Regions from separate parts of the Homo sapiens genome. Here all the other regions are linked to region 3. The links are chromatin loops, found by intact Hi-C in ENCODE. Cell type or tissue: OCI-LY7. All regions are shown on one strand.

Region 1 (2,500 bases), 50 kb before region 3:
AGAAAGTCTAAGATCAAGGCACTGGCAGAGTCAGTGTCTAGTAAGGGGTCATTATTTTCTGGTTCATAGATAGCACATTCTCACAGTTTCCTCACTTTAGTGAAAGGAGTGAACAAGCTACCTTGGGCCTCTTTTATAAGGCAATAATTCCATTTGTGAGGGCTCTGGCCTCATTACCTGTTCAGGTCCCAAAAGGCTCCTCTCTTTATACTATCACCTTGGGGGTTAGGCTTTCAATATAAAAATTTTGGGGGGACATATGTCTTCAGACCATAGAAGAATATTAGGAAAGAAAAGAGCCATTTAATAGCAATAAAGGAATCTATTCTTTAAGAGCTCATAACAATCCAACATATGTATGCACTTAATAACAGATCTTCAAAATATTTGAAGCAAACATGACTAGAACTGAAAGGAAAATAGACATATCCACCGTTATAGTTGGAGATTTCAATATTATTCTCTCGATAATTCATAGAACAAATAGACAGTAAATCAGTAAGATATATAAGATCTTAACAACATAATCAACCAGCTTGGTCTAACTGATATTTATTAAGCACACCACATAAAACCAGAAGAATACCAGATTCCTTGTAAGCTTAAACAGAATATTCATCAAGATAAGCCATATTCTGGGTCATAAAACACATTTTAATAAATGTAATAGAATTGAAATTATACAAAATAGTTCTCTGACCACAAAAGAATTAAACTTCTAATCAATAACAAAAAGATATCTGGAAATTCCCAAAATATTTGGAAATTAAACAACACATTAAGAATAATCCATAAATTAAAGAAGAAACTTAAAAAGTAAAAATTTTAAACTGACAGCAAATAGAAACATCCAATTTTTGGGATGCAGCTAAAGCTGTGCTTAGAGAGATATTTATTGCATTAAACACTTATATTGGGAAAAAAAAATCTTTGAATCAATGATGTCAGTTTCCATTACAAGAAAATACAAAAAAGTAAATTGAACTTAAAGTAAGCAGGAGAAAGAAAATAGCAAATATGAGAGCAAAACCCAATGAATCAATAGAGAAATAGAGAAAAATCAATGAAGCCAAATGCTGGTTCTTTGCATACACTAAGAAGGTTAATAGACTTTTAGCCAGACTGACCAGGAACTTAAAAAGAGAGCATCCTATGGACATTAAAATGGCAACAGAAGAATGTTATGAACGGTTACATGCCAATAAATTCTATAACTTAGACGAAAGAGACAACTTTCTTTAAATATACATACTCCCAAAACTCACACAAAAATAAATAATCTGAATAGCTATATATCTATTAGAGAAACTGGCTTCACAGTTAAACACCTTTTCACATGGAAAACACCTTTTCACATGGAAAACTCCAGATCTGAATGGCTACTATGAAACATTTAAATAGTTTTCTACAAACAATTTTACAAAACACTTATGAAAAAAAAATAGTGACTTTACACAAACTCTTTCAGAAAAGATAAGAGGAAGAAAACCTGTCACCAACCATTTTATGAAGCCAGTATTGTCCTGAAAATGAAATCAGAAAAAGAGATCTTACAGGAAAATAAGCCCACAGGCCAACATCCCTCATAAACATATATCAATAAATATTTAACAAAAATTTAGCCAGTCAAGTCCAGCAATACACAAAGAGAACAATATATTATGGCCAAGTGGGGTTTAACCTAGAAATGCAATTATGGTTTAATATTCAAATATCAATCAATGTAATTTACCATATAAATCAGAGCTAAAACTATAAAACTTCTAGAAGAAAACAGGAGAAAATCTAAGTGATCTTGGGTTAGGAAAATATTTCTTAAATAGGATGCAAAAGTATGAACTACAAAAAAAATGATAAACTAGACTATCAAATTTAAAGATCTTTGTTTTTTAAAAGACACTTTCAAGGGCAAAAGCTTCGAATAAACACCTTATCAAAGAAGATCTGTGAATGACAAATAAGTATATGAAAAGATGTTCAACTCATTAGGGGAATGAAAATTAAAAACAAAATGAGTTACCACTACACCCACTGGAATGACTAAAGTTAATAACTGACAATACCAAGCACTGAAAAGGATGTGAAGCAACTGGAACTCACATACATTGCTGCTGGCAATTTAAAAAATGTTCGATTCACTTTGAAAACTGTTTAGTATTTGATTCTAAAGTTAAATGTACCTTTATCCAAGAAAATTTACCAAATTCAATTGTAGGTGTTTACCCAAGAAAAATGAATACAGTTGTCCATAGATTTGTATTTAAACATGCATAGCAGCTTTTTTTTTTTTTTTTTTTTTTAAATAACACCTCCCAAACTGGAAACAACCCAAATATCCACCAGGTGGTAAATAAACAAATTATGGTACATCCACACAATGGAATACTACTCAGCAACTAAACTGAATGACAAATGCAGCAACATGAATGAATCCCAAAAGCTTTATGCTGAGTGAAAGATGCCATACATAGTAGAGAATGTGCTTTATAATTCTATCTAT
Region 2 (2,500 bases), 220 kb before region 3:
ACTTTGAGAGACTATGGACTTGGAGGATGTGGCTGTAGCAGTTTGTAGGAGTTAAAATTTGGAAACAACTCAAGTGTCATCAGCAGGGGCACAGATAAATACATCGTGGTGCATAAGGCAGATGTCAGTTGTGTGACAGCCTCCTTAGTTAAAACAAATGATCTCTGTGTATTGCCATGCAAAGAACCAAAAAACTATGTAGACTTAGAAAGCAAGTTGCAATAGCATATATACAGTCTATTATTTATACATGCAAGTTGCAATAGCGTATATACAGTCTATTTATTTATTGTAACAAAAGAGGAAAACACCATGGGGAACACACAGTGCTTTCATTTGTCAAAGAATGAATAAGTGCGTCTTTTCCTGGGTAAGTCCTGGTCACCTTTCAGCTCTCAGCTCAGTATGTTACTGCTTCAGCGCAGTAGGTGCCTGGTCAGTGGGTCTCAGAACCCAAATCTTTCCTTTACGTCTCCCGTTATAGTCGCATATTTGTGTGATTATTTGGTTAATGTCCTTCTTCCCCACAGGATTCATTTGAGCAGGGACCCTGACCACCCTCTTCACCACGGTATTGCTAGAACTTAGCCCAGTGCCTGACACACGGTACCTAGTCAGTGAATTTCTGATTTCTGTCTGTTCCCCTGACTAGGTGTAAGCTCCATGAAACGAAGGGGTGGGACAGGGGAGGGGTGCTGGTTTTCTTTCTCATGGAATCCCCCAAGGCTTAGCAATTAGGAGGGCAGGCTGTGGAGTCAGAATTCGAGAGCTCAAATCCTGACTCTGCCACTGCTAGCTGTGTGACCTTGGTCAAATAAACGTTGCATCTCCGAGCTCAATGTCTTTATTTGTAAAAAGGGTAAGGATGCCTTCCTTAGAGTGTTGTTAGAATTAAATGGTATAGCGCGTGAAAACAACGCACCAAAGTGCTTGGTATTGGGGCCTCATTTATTTGTTGAATGTCCAAGTACCCCTGTTGTGAGAAGCACCTGGGCTGGGGCCTGTCCCACTCGGAGAGGATGCTGCTTGTGTTCCACCCTCTGGGGCCCCTTAGGTCATTTCTTATATTTCCACCAGGTGGCGCTGTGGCCATTCGCGCCGGTAATGCTCAGCCGGCACAAAGCTTCAAAGTGGCTTCCAGTCTCCTTCCCAGCCAGAAGCCTGTCTGCAGGTCCCCAGGTGGCCGTCCCACTCTGCTTTAACCTCTCAGAGATGGGGTGCTCACTGTTACCAGGCTGGAGACGCTTTCGGGGCTGGTCTGAGCGTCTCTGTCCTCTGGGTTGGGGCAACTGGACCCTGCGGGACTGGGGAAGCCCAGATGGAAAGTCATGGGCTGACCAGGGTTGGAAGGGATTTAGGTGAGGCCAGCGAGGTGCTCAGGAGGCGCTCACTCTCAGTGTGCAAGGGTGGGGCTGACCTCACTGGAGGCCTCATGAGGACACCTTGTGGTTGGGCTGCCGCCAGTCCACGGCTTTAGACCTGCCTGTCCTCCACTAATCCACAATAGTGTAGGGCACCCACCATGTCCCAGGCTCCATATGAACTCACTTGTTTCTCTTAAGAACCCTAGCTAGTAAGAACTATTATTATCTGCATTTTTCAGATAAGAAAATTGACGTAGGGACAAATTAAGAAACTTGCAGGTAAAAAGTGGCAAAGCTGAGGTTTGAGCCCTGGCAGTTTGGCTCTGAGTGTCACCTCTTAGCCATTCTCTTCCACGGCTGTGCTGACCTGTCCATCCTTCCTTCCCTCCCTCTACCAGTCTCCCCATCCAGCACACACTTGCTGAGCTGTCACTCTGTGGGGCCCAGGTGGGAGCAAAGCTGGGCACTACCCTGGCCCTTGTGCGGTTTTCAGCCCATCAGGTGGAGACCTGGCTCTGCCATGACTTTATCCTGTGACCTTGGACAGGTCATTTAACATCGCTGTGCCTCAGCGTCTTCATTGTGAAATGGGAATGAGAATCCTGGCCTCGTTAAGTTTTGGGGAGGATGGAGTGACTCCAACCTTTGGAGCTGCAGCCTGGCACCCAGGGGCGCATGGGAAGTAGTGGCCATGATTGTGATTGGCATCAGCATGGAGAGGCTCCTTCCAGCCCACACTGGAACTGGACCTAGAGTCAGGTGCTCGGGTGGCCATGTGGAAGCGTGGAGGAAGAATCGAGTCAGGATCTGCTGTTCCTGGGCTTGAATCTTGGCTTTGGCACCGTGAGGGTCTGAGACTCGTGATTTTGGGCAAGGCTTTTCATCTTTCTGAGTTCTCCCTTAAAAACAAGAATGACTAATACCAACCTTGTGGTATCCTTGTGGTTGTTCTATGAAGTAACAAGCGCTTGGCACATAATGGGCACCTTTGTAAAATTTCATTTCCTGTCCTCAAGAAGAATCAGATGGCTGTGCAAACCCAGGGATCAACACATCTGGAGTTCTTGGCACCTCCCCTTCTCCCAAGGAAGGCCTGGACCTTGTGGGATGGGCTGCAGAATTCCATTTTTTTTTCC
Region 3 (2,500 bases):
CACCTGTCCATGTAGCTCTGCAAGTCACATTTGGAGCCTTCAGACACCTGACAACTTTGAGATATGCCCACTTATCAGATGAGACTGTCAAGGTGAAGGCTGACTTGACCTTCCAGAGCCATGCTGTCCAATTAAGTAGCCACTATCCCCAAGCTATTCAGAACTGACTTATATTGTCAGTATATTTTAAATACTCACTGCATTTTGAAAAAAAGAAATAAAGTATCTCAACAATATTTTTATATTGATTACATGTTGAAGTAATATTTTGGATATATTGGGTTAAATAAAATTTATTATTAACATTAATTTCACCTGTTTTTACTGTAAGAAAATGTGGCCACCAGAAAATTTAAAATGACATACAGAGGTTGCATTCTATTTCTTTTGCACTGTGCCGTCCTAGAGGGCAGGCCTTGTAGCATCATCCTCAAAGACATTGTGCCTGTGTCACCAGCAAAATTTGCCCAGGAGCCCCTTATTGCGGATATTGCTAGGTCCTGGAGGCATGGGCCATCCCTTCCCCTGTTGCCCAGAATGTGAGAACTGTGTCCTCAGGGACCCTGGTCAGCTGTTTCTGAAGAGCAGTGACTGCAGATGCAACTTTGGTTACTCCTGGAAGTTTCTGCTGATCTGCTACCCCTGGCACCTAGATACAGCCCCTGTGCTGGGTCCCAAGGCTCATGGCTGCTCCCTCTAGACCCAAAGACAGGCTCCAGAGGAGCCTCTTGGGGGCATCCAGGGGCCTCTCTTCCTGTTCCTTATGGTGGCTGGGCTTGTTCCTGGCCGACCCACAGGAACCGGGCTGCCCTACCTCTCCTGCCTTGTACCTCCTCTGCCTTGATGGGCTGCCAGGTTTTAGGCAGGTGACCCTGGAAGCCGAAGCAACTTTGGGAAGCACAGAGGAGGTGACGTCTTACTGTAGCCACCTCCATCCTGAGTAAACCTAACCGCCCCCCCACCCCGCCCACCACCCACCACCACAAGGGGCACTTTTTCAGCTATGGGCAACATAAAACATCCTTAGGGCTACGGGAGAAGTGGGGACAGGGTGCTATCACTTTGTTCAGTGTCTCAGCCCAAACTCTCCCTTTAAAGATGAACTCATCCCTTTAGTTAAAGGTGCATCCTCTTTGGACCCTCCAAGGGCCCCCAGAATTCCCCACTTTCCAGGAAAAGCTCACCATTTTGGAGGTGGGTGAAGACGAGCTTCATCTGCATCCCCCTCCTTGAGTAGATATTTATGGAGCACCTATCTCCTGGCAGGCACCCTACAAGCACTGGCCACACAGTAGCAAACAAAAGCAGCTGCACCCTGGCCTCTCAGAGCTCCCTCTAGTGGGGGAGACACGTGCTGATCTAGAAATCACACCCAAGTCTCCTTACAAACACTAAGAGCTGCTTGCAAAGGATGTGAGAAACGGATCCAGTCTTGAGTGGAGGTGGTTGGGGTCAGGGAAGCCTTCCCTGAAGATGCAATATTTCAGCTGACATTGTATTTTGAAAGCTTTGGTTTTCTTCCCATACCACTCCTAGGAAAGGGTCTTGAGGATCGGATGAGGCTGGAGAACAACTACCAGGGTGGCCTGAGGCAGAATTTTCTGGAAGGAAAACTTTAATGAGAACAGAGAAAGAGATCCAGAAAATCAGCACATCTTAGCATTAAGCCTTAAGAGTAAGATCAGGCTGCAGCTGGGAAAGGAAGGGAGGGCTGAAATTCACAGTGGATTGAGGCAAGAGGTTCAAGGCCAAGGGGGGTGAATGGTGATGGGGTATGGGCCTCCCTCCCAGGTAGAGCTCCTGCTGTTGCAGTGATGGCTTAACAGATCTGTGCAGGGTTGCACATTGCGTATTTGGTGTTTTGATGGAGCCTCTGTTTTACTGGGTCTCATAAAAGCTTCCAATGATAGAGTATGCCTGATGCAGAACCCAATGCTGGAAAGAGCCCTGAACCACGAGACCTGGTTCCAACCCTGATTTTGCCCCCTACCCACTGTGTCACCTTGGGTGAGCCCTCTCCCCTCGCTGGAATACAACCTCCTCATCTATAAAATAAGGGGGCTGGACTGGGTGACCTACAAGCCCACATGCACATCTCGGGTTCAGGACTCTGGGAGTCAATGACGTGCTTGGCTGAGCCGTTCCCAGTTGTAGCCAAGATGTCGAGGTTCAAGCCTGTTATGAAGCTGCCGCTTAGATGCTGCCACTTCTGATATTAATTTCTTTTCTCCCCATGAGACATGGAGGGCTTTATGAATGACTCCAAGAATTGCCTCTGGCCTTGGGGACGGAAGCTGGCCCTGAAAGCCAGTGGAGCTGAAACCCTAGAGCACCTGTACCCCAGGCTTTTGGTGAATTGACCCAAATCATTTCTCCTATGAGCAAGCTGTGACTGAACTCTCGAGAACAGGGAGCTGGTGACAAACTTTCATTCTGATTGTCCCCAGAGCCATGCTCTGCTTCATTTGAACCTGGAGCAGAGAAAGCCCTGATTTTATTG

Evidence for each region. A loop is a pair of places that touch in the nucleus more often than their neighbours do. Peaks named below come from ENCODE experiments on the same cell type or tissue, not always from the same donor. Only the 100,000 strongest peaks of a DNase experiment are listed, where the experiment ranks them.
Region 1: it touches region 3 in a loop (2.1-fold over the local background); 2 of 110 quality-filtered maps call a loop at or near these places.
Region 2: a loop joins it to region 3, with 10 times the contacts of the local background. A loop is called at or near these places in 43 of 110 quality-filtered maps.

Annotation. Positions count from the first base shown.
Region 1 is chr20:40,790,954-40,793,453 of GRCh38, reverse strand. No RefSeq gene overlaps it. Among named protein-coding and RNA genes, the nearest start is that of SNORD154, 78 kb to the right of the region's middle. In OCI-LY7, no CTCF peak of the experiment used is centred here; no DNase peak of the experiment used is centred here.
Region 2 is chr20:40,961,745-40,964,244 of GRCh38, reverse strand. No RefSeq gene overlaps it. Among named protein-coding and RNA genes, the nearest start is that of TOP1, 66 kb to the left of the region's middle. In OCI-LY7, CTCF peaks have their summits at 883 and 1,086 (motif pointing right); a DNase peak (open chromatin) is centred at 1,084.
Region 3 is chr20:40,740,540-40,743,039 of GRCh38, reverse strand. No RefSeq gene overlaps it. Among named protein-coding and RNA genes, the nearest start is that of SNORD154, 27 kb to the right of the region's middle. In OCI-LY7, a CTCF peak has its summit at 1,342 (motif pointing left); a DNase peak (open chromatin) is centred at 1,329; H3K27ac peaks cover 905 bases.